2 separate regions of the Homo sapiens genome follow, and region 1 is linked to region 2. Evidence: chromatin loops called from intact Hi-C (ENCODE). Cell type or tissue: heart left ventricle. All regions are shown on one strand.

Region 1 (8,000 bases), 100 kb before region 2:
CAAGTAAGTTAGAATACTGACCCATTAATTGCTAAAAATGATTAAAGTATAGATACTTTGTCATCTTGTGTTGTTATAAAACGTTGGCATATGATAGTTCAAAATTGCTTACTTCCTAGGTTTCACTAGAAATTAAGGTTACTAAAAGTTAAAAATTCTAATTAATATATGTAATTCTATATGCAAAGTATACCAAGAGAAAGTAAAATGTGTTTTGGGTGAAAAAAATTATAAAAAGTCATGAGAATATATTTTTGTAGAAAAGAGTTATTTCAGCTAATTCAAAGGTTAAAGGCTTTTCACAATAAAGATTTATGGAGAAAATGGAAACAAGGCAGGAAGGAACTATTAAGTAGGAAAAAGAGATACAAAAAAGTTGTAAGTCTGAGAATATATTTTTGGTAAAGAAAGTTGAAAACAGACTAATTTTTTTGAATGACAATTCTGTGTGGTCAGAAAGATGAGGGAAAAAGAAAAGTAAATTTTTGCCCTAAGGTAGAATGACTGGTTGTTTCAATATGAAAACGAGGAGATTGGGCGCAGTGGCTCATGCCTGTAGTCCCAGCACTTTGGGAGGCCAAGGTGGGTGGATCACCTGAGGGAGGGAGTTCAAGACCAGCCTGACCAACATGGAGAAACCCTGTCTCTACTAAAAATACAAAATCAGCTGGGCGTGGTGGTGCATGCCTGTAATCTCAGCTACTTGGAAGGCTGAAGGAGGAGAATCGCTTGAACCTGGGAGGCAGAGATTGCGGTGAGCTGAGATCGCACCATTGCACTCCAGCCTAGGCAACAAGAGTGAGACTCCATCTCAAAAAAAAAAAAAGAAAAAAGAAAAAGAAGTGAAGGTTTGAGCAAGCTGCACGAGGTCTTTGCAAGTTTTAGAAGATTTATGGAAGATGAATCTTATGAAAGGAATTTTGAGTGTGATCAAGTTGGCTAAAATTAAAAAAGAATTGTTTTTAGGTTTTTCTAAAAATTAAGCTTTATTTTTAAAATTTTAAAACAAGGTTTTCTTGACATGTACTGATCTTTTCTTATTAAAAAAATTGTGAGACTTTTTAGGTATGTGGCCTAGAAAAGAAAGATTCTGTATTTTGTCAAAATAATTTCTGTGCTTCATGTTTTCTTTCTTAGGTCATTAATTACTTAGGAAAACTGAGTCTCCTCTTTATTATAAGAGTTAAGATTTTCTACAGCTATGTAACTTCTTTTGAAGTATTTTAATTATCATTGTGGCTAAATGAGTATTATATTCAAACACTTGATCAAAAATGTGATCCTATTTTTGATCAAGTGTTTGAATCTTTTTGACAAACTTCCCAAAATGAAATTCTAAGTCTCCTTGTCTTAGTCCCTTTAGAGCTGCTATAAAGGAATACCTAAGGCTGGATAATTTATGAAGAAAAGAGGTTTACTTGACTCACAGTTTTCCTGGCTGGAAGACTGGGCATCTGACAAAAGCCTCAGGAAGCTTCCACTTATGGCAGAAAGCAAAAGGGAGTCACAGTACAGAGATCACATGGCCACAGAGGGAGCAAGAGAGGAGTGGGGAGGTGACAGGCTCTTTTAAACAACCAGCTCTCACAGGAACTAATAGAATGGAAACTCACTCATCGCAAAGAAGACACCAAGCCATTCACGAGGGATCCATCCCCATGACCCAAACACCTCCCATTAAGCCCCACCTCCAGCATTGGGGATCAAATTTCAACATGAGATTTGGGGGACAAACATCCAAACCACAGCCACCTGGAAGTCCAAAAGAGAGATATTAAACCAATTAGGTTTATTTGATATGTTAAATTATATAGGAAATATTGTCAATAAGAGATAACGTTTAACCGTCTTTTCCTTACATTTGTATAGATACGATATTAAAATATTTATTCAGGCCAGGTGTGGTGGCTCACACCTGCAATTCCTGCACTTTGGGAGGCTGAAGTGGGCAGATTGCTTGAGTCCGGGAGTTCAAGACCACCCTGGGCAACATGGTAAAACCCTATTGCTATAAGAAATACAAAGAATAACCAGGCATGGTGGCACACAGGTGTAGTCCTAGCTACTCGGGAGGCTGAGAGGTGGGAGGATCGCCTGAGCCCAGGAGGCAGAGGCTGCAGTGAGCCATGATCACATCACTGCACTCCAGGCTGGGTGATAGTGTGAGACCCTGTCTTAAAAAAAAAAAAAAAGGTTTTTCAAAATTGCATTAAATTTCTAGAAATCAATCATAATTTTGGTTATTATGTTAAAATGTTGTATGCCACAGAAATAACACAATTTCTTTGTCAGCTGCATCATTATAGACTCTCATCAGGTTTTCAATGATGGCTATTTTAAGTCTTATTGTCCTCAGTTAATTGCTTTATTCTGATGCTGTTCTGAAAGCTTTTTGCAAGAACCATAATCTTCAAAGAAGTTCATGGAAAGAATGGAAAAAATTCTGACAAGTACAGGTTTGTGACAACTTTGAGATAGCACTGGATTGGGTAAGAATTTGTAGAACTCTAAGAAAGAAACTGGTAGTTTAGTGAAACTATCAACTAAGATCAAACAGAGCAAGAATTAATTACATTAGACTGAAAAACTGATAAGGAAAAAGTAAGGGTTTTTATTGCTTTTTTATTTAAAACATTGCTGGTTCTCTTAATGTTTTATTTTCCAGATTTAAGAAAACGATTTTTTAAAGCTATCTCTAGCTCACAATGGTTTGGTAGAGTACACTTTTATAAACAAAAATTGAAACATTCCATCTTTCTCCTTAATATGATTATTTTCATAAGCTCAATAAGAATTTGCTCTCTGTATTACACAATACAATTGGAAACACTGGTTTAATTGCCAAGGCTTTGACTGAAATGTAATATTTGAGAATTAATAGAATGCCTCGCTTCAAGGATTCCCAGTGTGATACAGTTTGGATGTTTATCCCCTCTAAATCTCATGCTGAAATCTGATCCCCAGTGTTGAAGGTAGGGCCTGGTGGGAGGCCTCTCTCGCTATGTGACTCTACTGACTCCCCTAGCCTCCTACCATAAGTAAAAGCTTTCTGAGCCCCTCACCGGAAGTTGAGGAGATGCTGGTGCCATGCTTCTTATATAGCCTGCAGAGCTGTAAGCCAAATAAACCTCTTTTTTTTTTTTTTTCATAAATTACCCAGTCTCACATATTCCTTTATAGCAACACAAAGTGGACTTACACACAGCATTACAGTGAGTGAGTAAAAAGTTGTCACTTCCTGGCAGGCCTAGGAACCTCAAGACACTAGATAACCATAGACAAAGTAGACAAAGTCTGATGTCGGCCTTGGTTTGGCTTCCTAGTGATGAGAGGTTTTTAAAAGTATAATCTGAGATTGTTTGTCAAAATTTCCAGCAAATCAAATTTAAAAAGAACTGTGTGGTTATTCTTGCTGTACTTATATACAAATAATCAGGTGAAGTTTAATGAGACGAAACTTATTTTGCAAACAAATTAGTCTTACTCTGATTATCTTTGGTAGAAATGGGGGTGATTATAGACAGAAAAATTATGTTGCAAAAGAAAAACTATAGTACACCTTTTAGTAGATTGCAGCCTTGTTCACTTTTTCCCTAGACTGGACTGGATCCTGAATTCTTTTAGTGCACTACCTCCAGTATCTAGCTTCAACTCTTCAACTAAGAGCAAAAATGCTAAGCTGGACAACTTGATAGAAATTTCAAGGGACAAGTCTCATGTGTGATGTGCGTGCCATACAGAGAGTTCACCAGAATATCTAACGCCACAACCAGGGACATTCAAACTGCAAACCAGGTTGAGAATTTGCTAACTGCATGCCGTGGACAGCTTTTCCCAAGGCCATCAGACGAAGACTTCTTATGATATTCTTACCCCTCTTAATTTTTCCTTGCTTATGCCTACTTCTTTCGCTTGGCAGAATAAGGCTATGGTTAAAGTTTCACAATCCTTAGTTTTTGTGAGTAATCTGACAGCATGTTGAATCTGTTATGTCAAATCTGAATCTTTAAAAAACCTGAGATCCTTTAGTCCACCTAGTGGGTAACTTCAGCAACATCCCTAATATCCCTAATGCAACTGTTTGTTCAAATTGTACTAGTGATCTCTTTTATAGAGTTAGTACTGTCTGTTTTAATTTAACCCATTCCTGGAATGCTATATGATAGAATTGCTACCGACTAAATGAATAGGGAGAAATCTGTGCAATTGCTAATACTTCTTGTTACCCATAGATATAATGAGTATCCGGCCTGGCTCATTCTTTGATCTATTTAATTTCAGTTGGTTTAGTTTATGGGGATCCTAGATAAAGGAGCATACTCCAAACTCCTGGCATTATCCTTTTGATAGTCATAATAGTAGTTTCTCTGGTACACTATATCCTCTCGAAAAGTTTTAAAGGTTGCACACAGCCATTCATCAAACACCAAAGAGTCTCTTTTCTGCTGGAATGACAAAAACTCAAATAAATGCATGATGATGAGTACACCATAACCTATGAATGACTTGTAGAGACCAGAAACCCAGCATGATAATAAGAGTAGCATTAATGCCCTTAGTTTTGGTCATGCACTCACCCAGGTGAAAGCATGACTGAAAGGGGAAAATTGTTAAATACAAAATATAGGAGGCCATTGTTTTGGACTAAGCTTCTGCACTAGGCCCCACAGCTCCTGCATTAGGCCCCAACAGATTTGACTAAAAATCAAAATGGAGTTATCCATGCTGAAGTTCCACATCACCAAACTGAAACTAAGTTGTTATATAACATTCCAAGAAAGCAGGAGAGAGAGATAGCAGCCAATTTCCCAAATAGGCCAATTTCAATCTTCAATCAGTAGGATAATAGTTTCCTCTGTTTTAATCCTTAAAAGTAACCTGATGCTAACCAATCTTTCTATTTTTCTGCCTCCCTGTCCCTGCCTTTCAAGGAAAGTAACTTTGAAATAATCAATCTGTTTTTTGTTCTTCATTTTTGCTTTCCTTAGCCCTTTCTGTCTATAAAACCAACCCCTTCTGTTCAACTCACTGGCAAATTTATTGTATTTTATGGCATAAAATGTTGCCTGATTCTAGAATTGCAATAAAGCCAACCGTGATCTTTAAAACTAAATCTATTGTAATTTTGTTCTTGAAATGCCCAAGTGGACTCAAATATTTTTTTCTTTGGAGAATCTTGGCCTTGTTTTGCTGCATCCCAGCCAATTGTTTAGCAAAAAAACCTTGAGCTCACTGGCATTATTTATCAAAAACAATCAGGGAGGAATGCCTGAAGGACACATAGTCTACTCTTGCAGGAATTCCTTTCTTTTCTTTTCTTTTTTTTTTTTTTTTTTTTTTTTTTTTTTTGAGACGGAGTCTCAATCTGTTGCCCAGGCTGGAAGTACAGTGGTGCAATCTCGACTCACTGCAACCTCCACCTCCTGAGTTCAAGCAATTCTCCTGCCTCAATCTCCTGAGTAGCTGGGATTACAGGTGTGTGCCACTATGCCCAGCTTTTTTTGTTGTTGTTTTTTGTATTTTTAGTAGAGAGAGGGTTTTGCCCTGTTGGCCAAGCTGGTCTTGACTTCCTGATCTCGGGTGATCTGCCTACCTGGGCTTCCCAAAGTGCTGGGATTACGACTTGAGCCACTGTGCCTGGCCTACTCTTGCAGAAATTCTAAAATGTACATCTAATTAGAGAGTTTACTTTCTATAATATTGAATTAACTGAACTGTACCTACTGGTAAAAATGTGGTAGATGATGCTATTTATATCATTACGCACTGTCCACATGGGATCCCCAGGAAGAAATTTTTCTCTGAGCTTAGTAGTAATCACATTTTCACTTCTCAGAATCTGACCTGCCTGTATCTTTAGGCCCTCATAGACTAAAATACCCACCAGGTTCACTTCTTTATGCTGGTGGTTAGAAAGCTTTCAGTGGAATTTGTGACCCATCTGTAACAGTGTGTAGACCATACATTGTGTTCCTGGCCACCTAATGGTAATCATTTTATCTTATTCCTATATCCATCTTTTGATTGGTTCTACCTTTATTATATATATCCTTCCAAGCTGCCTTCTATCCCTTCTGCAGTACAATGGTACATAAATGAAAACCATAAAAATGTAAGCAGAGAGATATGATCCATGCCCACAATGTGATTGCCTTCTTCAAAGACATTGTAGGCAAATGTCCAGGGTTTCTAAAGCTTTATATAATACGAGAACATTGGGCTAAAGAGTGAACACTTTTGAGTACAGCAGACTAACACTATCTCTCATCATTAAAAGGCGATCTTCGTGCTGCTCAAATGTAGCTTTCATAATACACTGCCTTGACACAGTCTAGCAATACAATTACAGGAATCGATCCTTTTTTCCAACAGGTTACAGTCCTAAAATGAAGAGGGCCTACTATGAAAACATTCATGAAAAGTGAAATCTTTCATTATTGGTATCTTCTTTTTACCTGGATTTATTCACTTCCTTGGAGCAGTAGAGAATGACTAAATACATCAGATAAAGATAGGCTAAATAGCACATAAAGAAGAGCATGGTTTATATTTACTTTTAGGAAAAAGAGTTGTAATGAGGATGAAATATAATTTTACCTTGGATTTTAAGAGACGCAGCTTTTCTTTTTTCTTTTTTCTTTCTTTTTTTTTTTTTTTTTGAGGAGGGTTTCACTCTATTGCCCATGCTGGAGTACAGTCGCATGACCAAGGTTCACTGTCACCTTGATCTCCTGGGCCCAAGCAATCCTCCCATCTCAGCCTCCCAAGTAGCTGGGACTACAGGCGCACACTACCATGCCCAGCTAATTTTTAACGATTTTTTTGTAGAGATGGGGTTTCACCACGTTGTCCAGGCTGGTCTCAAACTCCTGCACTCAAGTGATCCACCCACCTCGGCCTCCCAAAGTGCTGGGATTATAGACATGAGCCACTGCACCTGACTAAGAAGCAGCTTTTGAGCTCTTAAAATTCCTATTATTGAACTGTAGAATTAGATTTTCAGTTATATGTAATTTTGTTTTAAAAAGAAGCACAATTACTATCTTACTTAAAAGAAAACATTTTCAAAACTATTTTGCATCTTGTTCCTTTTTAATGTGTTCTGAAGGCAATGTATTTTATTTTACTTTAATTAATTTTTTTAGAGACAGGGTCTTGCTATGTCACCCAGGCTAGAGTGCAGTGCTGCAATCACAGCTCACTACAGCCTCAAACTCTTGGGCTCAAGCAATCCTCCTGCCTCAGCCCCTCAAATGGCTAAGACTACAGGTACGCAACCACCACTCCCAGCTAATACTTCTATTTTTTTTTTTTTTTTTTTTGGTACAGACAGGGTCTCACTACGTAGCCCAGGCTTATCTTGAACTTTTAGCCTCAGTGATCCTCCTGCCTTGGCCTCTGAAAGTGCTGGGATTACAGGTGTGAGCCACTGTGCCCAGGCCTGAAAGTACAGTCTTTTAAAAAATCTGCCTCCAATTTCTTTCTTCTAGCCAGGGTCTAAGTGTGAATGCTTTTCTTCAAGCAGAGTCTTTCAACTATAGCAAATAAGGCTACTTGTCAAACTATTCTTATAGACAAAATATTTTCAAAAATATTTTCAGTACAAATTAATTTACCATGCTGTTTTTATCTCAGATTTGATATTTTCTTCAGAAATGTATAATTTCAGTTACAAATACTAAGATATAAAAATGCTTTGTATATTTTTCTGGTAAATATAGCTGAACTAAGATTACATTTCTAGAAAACACAATTAATAAAAATCTTCTGGCCGGACGCGGTGGTTCACGCCTGTAATCCCAGCACTTTGGGAGGCCGAGGCGGTGGATCACGAGGTCAGGAGATCGAGATGATCCTGGCCAACATGGTGAAACCCCGTCTCTACTAAAAATACAAAAAATTAGCCAGACACGGTGGTGGGCACCTGTAGTTCCAGCTACTTGGGAGGCTGAGACAGGAGAATGGCGTGAACCCGGGAGGCAGAGCTTGCAGTGAGCCGA
Region 2 (8,000 bases):
CCCAGTTACTTGGGAAGCTGAGGTAGGAGAACCGCTTGAACCCAGGAGGTGGAGGTTGCAGTGAACAGAGATCACGCCACTGCCTTCCAGCCTGGGCGACAAAGTGAGACCCTGTCTCAAAAAAATAAAAATAATAAAAAAAATTCTCAACAAATTCAAAAGAAGGAAGAAAAGGAGAAACAAAGGAACAGCAACAACAGGAGACAAAACAAAACAAATAGATGGGAGAAAATAAATAGCAAAATAGTAGCTGTAACCTCAACATCGAACAAAACACTCCAATTAACAGGCAGAGATTATCAAACTGAATAAAAAAACAAGAACTAATGCTATAGAGTTTATAAAAGAGATGCTTTATGTATAAAGCATAAGTATAAACAAGTTAGAAGTAAAAGGGATAAAAAAGAATATATATATTTTTAATTTCATTGATCTACTTGTCTGTCTTTTTACTATACCACAATAACTTTATTAATGTATCTTGAATTTAACAAGATCCCTAGGTAATTCATATATACATTAAATTTAAGAAATAATAAGTAGATAGCCCTTTTGAGGTATTTAGCAATGATAAAAAGAAACTTCTTGAGGCCGGGTGCGGTGGCTGACGCCTGTAATCCCAGCACTTTGGGAGGCCAAGGTGGGTGGCTCACAAGGTCAGGAGTTCGAGACCAGCCTGGCCAATATGTTGAAACTCCATCTCTACTAAAAATACAAAAAAATTAGCTGGGTGTGGTGGCACATGCCTGTAATCCCACCTACTTGGGAGGCTGAGGCAGGAGAATTGCTTGAAGCCAGGAGGCGGAGGTTGCAGTGAGCCAAGATCGCACCACTGCACTCCAGCAACAGTGAGACTCCATCTCAAAAAAAAAAAAAGAAACTTCTTGAATTGTTACCATTTAGAGAGGAATATCAAGTATTGATTAAGCCACTTACCTAAGGTTACAGAAGTGGACCAGATCCCAGATTTCCTGATTCCCAGACTATTGCAATGTCTACCAAAAACTCAGCTTTATAATTAAGTTTTACTCATTCAATAATAGGCAAGGAAAAAAGTAATTTCTATTTACCCACATATTTACCACTTCTAGCACTAGTCATTTTTTTATGTTGATCTGAGTTTCTACCTGGTATCATTTCTTTTAGCCTGAAGAACTTCCTTTAATATTTCTTACAGTTTATGTGTACCATTGATACATTTGGTTTTTGCTTGGCAGTGTTTTTCTTCTTCCCCTTCCCCTTTCTTTCTCTCTCTTTTCTTTTCTTTTCTTTCCTTTCCTTCCTTCCTTCCCTCCTTCCTCTTTCTTTTCTTTTCTTTCTTTCTTTCTTTCTTTCTTTCTTTCTTTTCTTTCTTTCTTTCTCTTTTTTCCTTCCTTCCTTCATCTTTTCTTCCTTCCTTTCTTCCTTCCTTCCTTTCTTTTTTCCTTCCTTCCTTCTTTCCTTCCTTCCTTTTTTCCTGTCTCTCTCCCTTCTTCCCTTCCCATTTTCTCTTCTTTTCTTACTTTCATTTTTTTAAAGGATCTTTATCTTTCACTAGGTTTCTCATTCCAGGTTGACAGGTTTTATTTCTTTTAGCACCTTAAAGGTGTTATTCAATTCTCTTTTGGCTTATTTGATAAATCAGCATTATTGTTCCCCTGGGTCTTGCGCAGAATGAGTCTTTTCCTCATACTGCTATTAAAACTTTTTTCTTTGATCCTTGGCTTTCATAAACTTGGTTATAATGTACCCAGGAGTGGTTTTCTTTGTTTTTTATCCTGCATGGAGTTTATTGAGATTCTTAGTTTATGGGTTAATATTTTTCACCAAATTGGGAATTTTTTCAGCTATCACTTCTTCAAATATATTTTCTGCCCCAATTTCTCTTTCATCTTTTTCTGGAACTCCAGTTTCACAGATGTTAGGCCACCTCATACTATTCCACAAGTCAGAGAGGCTCTGTTCATTTTTTTCAGTGCTTTTTTCTCTATGTGCTTCAGCTGAGATCGTTTATATTGCCCTGTCTTCAATGTCACTATTTTTTTTTCTTCTATGGAATCTATTTTGCTGTTAAGCTCATTTAGGGATTTTTTTTTCATTTTAGGTGTTACATTTTTCAGTTCTAGAATTTCTAGCTGGTTTTCTTTTATACTTTCCATTTTTCTAGTGAGAATTTCTATTTACTGGAGTCCATATTTTCTTTAAAATTTTAAACATATTTATAAGAGTTGTTTTAAAGCCTTTGCTTGCTAATTTTAACATATCTGCTATCTCTGAGTATGTTTCTATTGACTTAAAAAAATCTGTTGTGGTCATGCCTCTTCACATATCTAGTAATTTTTGAATTGTATGCTAGACATTAAACGCTACATTATCAGGTCTGGATTTAAAGAGTGTTAAGTTTTGTTACGTTAATTTACTAGTGGAGAAGCTTAATTTTTACAAAGCTGTTTTTAAACTTTATTTGGATGAACTTAGTATAGCCTTGAGTCCAGGGCTAGAGTAGCCCTCCTCCTACCGCCTGGCCTTTCTTGGTTCTTCACTGAAAACCCCAGGGAATCACTGAGAACATCTCCACTCAGAACATCTACATCTCCAGTTTTGTGCACCTTCTGGAATCTCCACCCAGTTTACAGCCCCCCAGTAGCTATTTGCCACCAGACTTTGTAGAGTCTCACCCAGAAAGTGAGAAGCTTAGCATTTGTCCAAAGACTTTATAGTACCCATATGCAGATTTCTGGACCTGTTTCTCTGTGCAGCTTTCTCTTCATTAGCCTGACCTACAAATTCCAACCACCTCAACCACCCTGAACTGTGATCTCTGCCTCCTCAGAACAGTAAAGCAACCATTATCAACTTGGGCTCCATTTTGCTGTGCCGCCAGGAAAAAAGACAAGGTGACCAAGGGTTTCATCTCATGTGTTTCCCTTTTCCCAGGGATCAAAGTTCAACACTGGGTGAATTTCAACGTCTGAAAACAGTTGCTCCATATATTTTGTCCAGTTTTACAGCTATTTATGGCAAGAGGGCTGGTACTAGTAACTTCATCAAAGCCAGAAGCAGAAGTCCTTCACACTGGATACTTTTGCTCATCATCTCCTGTTTGAAATTCTCCCTGGTTTTTAGAACTCTAATCTTGATTTTCCTCCTAAATTTCTTATTATTCTTTCACTACCTTCTCCTCCTCTTTATCCTTTAACCATGCTTCCCATGCCTAAATTATATTCATTCTTTAAAATCCAAACTTTCTCCATAAAGCTTATCCAGTCTGCTACGCTGGAATTTATGCCAGGTATAAGTATATATGAACATACTTAACACTTTATTGGCACTGCTTCAGACAGCACTTTGCACTTTCTGCCTTTTGAACGATCATGTCACTTCCATATTGTAAACTCTTTGAAGACACGGACAATGTCTAATTTATCATTGTTTCTTCCTCAGAGCTTAACACAGTATTCCTCTATTCACCTTTAATTCTGATATGGTGCTACTGGTGGTTGCCCAACAACGAGAGGAAACGACATTTGCTGACTACACCCCACGCACTCTGCTAGATGCTTTGCACATGTTATCTTGCTTAATTCTTGAGAATGATACTGAAAAGTAAACACAACCAAATGACAACAAAGCCAGTGGCTCTGACTGAGATCACACATGCTCAACTGCTGGAATTTCAGTTCTTTGAATCTCTTCCTTTCTCCTGGGAAAATGTGACACTTTTGAGGACCTCCTTGCTGTCCCTTGCTTGTCACTGCCATCATTGCCCCCTTCTCAGATCCCTCTGGCTTCAGCCTGGTAAGAGGCTGCTTCCCATCTTAGTACCTCCCTAAGAAGTTTTTCTTGTGGCATCACCACCACTGCTGCTTCCACCTATCCCCACCGCCACCACCACTGCCATTGTTTCTGCAGTGCTGCAGCCACTGGTACAGGGCTGCTCCAGGCCAGGCAGTTTCTCACTGAAGCCTGGCCTGCATTAAAGAGTCCTCTTTTGCTGCTTCTCTTCTGGGTTCTCCAGAGATAGCCCTGCCTCTCCTGCCTCCTACCACCTCTGTCTGCAGAGCCATGGGGAAGCCCTGGAGGAGTCACACTACCAGAACACTCGGGGCCTCTGCCTGCCTTTGTCTCCTGGAGTCAGATCTGCTTCTCCTTCAGCCAGATTTTCTCACTATCCATAGCTACCAGTCAGTGGATTGATGTCCCCCTGGTGGTGGATCTCATTGAACACGGACTCAGTAAATTGTTAAGTGTTTGCTAAGAACTTTTTATGTGTATGGAATCCTATTAATTGTCAAGAAATAAGTTAAAAAAAAACCCCAACAACCAAATTAATAATTTAAAAACAAACATTTTGTTTGATAAGAGTTCCTTGCTTTAAAAAAGTTGAAATATATTAGACTATATAGATGTTCTTTATCTTTTTGTTTGTTCATTTGTTTGAAATGGAGTTTCACTCTTGTTGCCCAAGCTGGAGTGCAATGGTGTGGTCTCAGCTCACTGCAACCTCCGCCTCCTGGGTTCAAGCGATGCTCCTGCCTCAGCTTCCTGAGTTGCTGAGATTACAGGTATGCGCCACCAGGCTAATTTTTTGTATTTTTAGTAGAAACGGGTTTTCACCATGTTAGCCAGGCTGGTCTCGAACTCCTGACCTCAGGTGATCCACCCACCTCGGGCCTCCCAAAGTGCTGAGAATACAGGCATAAGCCACTGCACCCGGCTGATGTTCTTTAAAGTTCATCTATCTATCTATCTATCTATCTATCTATCTATCTATCTATCTATCTATCCATCTATCTATCCATCCATCTATCTATCTACTAAGCCCATGAAGGTACCAGGTTCTGTTCCCAGTACTTGGAATACAAGATAGACAAGATGCCTGCTATCATGGAGCTTCCAATAAACACACAAACTAACATCACCTACTGATAAGTACAATATTGGACAGTGGTAAGTGATGAGAAGAAAATAAAGCAGGAAGATGGGATAGGAAATAGTGGCAGGAAAACATGAGATAGGGAGATGAGGGAAGATCTCTAAGGTGACCTCTGGGCTAAGTGGCAGGTGATGATGGGGGAAAAGGTCAGTCTAGGGAGGGAGAACTTCAGTATTGCTGCAATGTAACGATCCAGGAGGTGAATCACAGGGGATGCGGTCAGACAGACAGACTAGCCCAGATCAGGTAGGGCTTACAAGTCCACAGTAAAGAGTTTGGATTTTATTATAAATACAGGGAAAGGATTGGAAGGTTTCAAACAGACTGGCATGCTGTGATGATATTGCTCAAAGATCGCTTTGGCTGCAGCGTAGGCTGCATTGTAGGGAAGCAAGAGCATAAGACCTCAAGACTCCAAGACCCATTAGGAGCTGTCATAACCTAAGTAAGAGATGATGGCTCTATAACTCCACGAAATAAATGTGTGTTTTATTAGATCATGCCCTCTGTTGATAGCCCACTGTACAGGATACTGGATCTACTGTATAACAAAACTAGATGGCAGGGTCATTGGCCTCAAAGACCTTTCTGTAATTCAATGGAAATGACAGGTAAAATTAAAGAGAACAAAGGGTGATAACTTATTGAGTCAATAAAAAGTTGGCAGAGATGAGCAGGCTCTCAACAATAGTCTTTGGCTGTGATAAAATCTCCTGGGTCACTCTCCTGGGTCACACTCCTGGGTCACCATAGTGCTATAGAAGAACCAAGAAAACCATCATTCAGATTTTGAATCACAGTAGCATAACCAAGCAAACTGCAAGCAAAATATGAATATGATTGTCACATATTTGCTGAGCACTTAGAATGTCTGGAACTTTCTAAGTGCTCATGCTCTAAATGAGTCATTTAGTCCCCAGAACAACACTGAGACAGTGATTATCATCCTCCTCTTCTAGATGAAAAAATCACAGCTTAGGACATGGTGACTTGCCCACTGTTACATACGCTAAAAAGCATGAGAACCCATCCTCAAACTCTGACTAGTCTGCTCCCAAACCCAAGCTTATAAGGATGATGGCAATGTTTCCCAGGGTTGCCTGATAATAAGAACTATCTGTGGCACTTGTTAAAAATACAAATACCTATCCTCATTCCCTACCCCATGCCAGACCCACTGAATCAGAATTTCCAGGGAGGGGTCTGGTAAGCTATTTCTTTTAACAATGGCCCTCAATGATTCTTTTTTTTTTTTTTTTTTTTTTTTTTTTTTTTTTTTTTTTTGAGACGGAGTTTCACTCTTGTTGCCCAGGCTGGAGTGCAATGGCGTGATCTCGGCTCACTGCAACCTCCGTTTCCTGGATTAAAGCGATTCTCCTCCCTCAGCCTCCCGAGTAGCTGAGATTATAGGCACACACCACCATGCCCGGCTGATTTTTTTTATTTTTAGTAGAGACAGAGTTGCACCATGTTGGTCAGGCTGGTCTCCTGACCTCAGGTGATCTACCTGCCTTGGCCTCCCAAAGCCAAATATTATGATAACCGTATTATCTTTTTCTTAATATCATAATTATTCTTATTATATGTCTTACACCAGAGTAGGCCACACCTAACAAAAAAGAAACACAGATAAATGGAGAATATAATACAGAGGAACAATCAAGGCAGGTGATAGCAGACACTTCTAGGAAGAAGTAAGTTTTGAGCTGAATTTTGGAAGGCCTGCTAAGAGGGAAAAAGTATTTCATTAAAGAAAGGCATGAAAAAGACACGAATAAGAGAATCAGGTGCATACAGTACTGATAGGAATTGATGTCCCGAGGAGAGAAGGTGATTTGATTCAGTGCACACCCCACTGCTCAGTTCTTACATAGGTTCAAGCAGGTTTAGAGCACTTGTGGTTTACTGAACCTGTCTATATTCTTGGCCTGATCTTGAGCAAGATTGTGCTAGAAGGGGAATCCTTGAAATAATACTCTATTATCATTATCTGAGATTAAAGGGTCAGAAAGAATCCTGATTTGAGAAATTTTTGTTTTTTAAAACTAAACTTATTTACCTGACTTCCTACAATAGACAAATGATCTCAAAAGAGAAACTTACTTGGAATATTATAATCATAGAAAATTTTCTTTAATTGATTTATAGACTTTTTTAATACATTTTAAACTGGATGCCATAGAAGCCATGTCCTAAATTCTTCTATAGCATTACCTTTAACAGCCTGCAACTTAACCAACAGATGTTCATTGAACGCTGACTTTACACCAGACACTGTGAGCAGCTCAGGGGAGACAAAGATGTATAAAATGTGGCTATTAATCATGAGGATTCAGAATCCAGTGGGAGAAGACAAACAACCAGATATGTAATTCCGTGACAAGTTCTAGAAGGAAGGTTGTAAAAATGAATGGCTGAGGTGCACTAAAGAGAGAGCCCCTCAGTCTGCCCGGGCCTGACAGGGCAACATGAATGGTCTTGCCTGCTGGGTTTTGAAGTATTCACCAGATTTCACCAGGAAAAGGATGCAGAAAGTCTTCCCACCATGGAGAGAGAAGGAAGAATGACAAAGAGGTCAGTGTGAAAGAGTGAGCATTAAGTCCCATGGGTTATCACAGAATCATACTCTGCAGTCACAATTTTTTCATTCTGCAGCAGTTTTTTTAAAAAAATAAATGACCATTAGCATTTAAAATAGGGCAGTATTAGTATACAAATCTTTATTTCTGACTTAATGGAAACAAAGATTTCACACTTGGCCCACATCCTCTCACAGCAACACTCACCTGGTCCCAAGTAATAGCTGCCCCCTTCAGACAGGGCTCCTGATCCCCAGTCCACCCTAGACCCACAACTTAAACTCTTTTATTCCCAGCCCTCTATGCGGGCATTTGAGTTTGTGACCTAGGTAGAGCTTAGGCTATGAGGCAGTAGGAGAACACCTTGAACAAGGATGTGATGTCAGTGTAGCTTGAAGCAAAAGTGTGGATGGCCTTGCTTGCTAAGCTTATTCAGACTTTACCATGTGGGTGATGAGGAAGGGAATGACTACTGATAAAGTGAAGCAAGGTAGAGAAATGGTGAC

The links. A loop is a pair of places that touch in the nucleus more often than their neighbours do. Peaks named below come from ENCODE experiments on the same cell type or tissue, not always from the same donor. Only the 100,000 strongest peaks of a DNase experiment are listed, where the experiment ranks them.
Region 1: a loop joins it to region 2, with 2.5 times the contacts of the local background. A loop is called at or near these places in 4 of 110 quality-filtered maps.

The regions. Positions count from the first base shown.
Region 1 is chr1:85,394,860-85,402,859 of GRCh38, forward strand. All of the region lies in intron 1 of DDAH1 (dimethylarginine dimethylaminohydrolase 1), which reads right to left. Among named protein-coding and RNA genes, the nearest start is that of DDAH1, 66 kb to the right of the region's middle. In heart left ventricle, a CTCF peak has its summit at 4,047; no DNase peak of the experiment used is centred here; H3K27ac peaks cover 423 bases.
Region 2 is chr1:85,498,804-85,506,803 of GRCh38, forward strand. It overlaps a transcript of DDAH1 not described here. Among named protein-coding and RNA genes, the nearest start is that of DDAH1, 38 kb to the left of the region's middle. In heart left ventricle, a CTCF peak has its summit at 4,191 (motif pointing left); no DNase peak of the experiment used is centred here.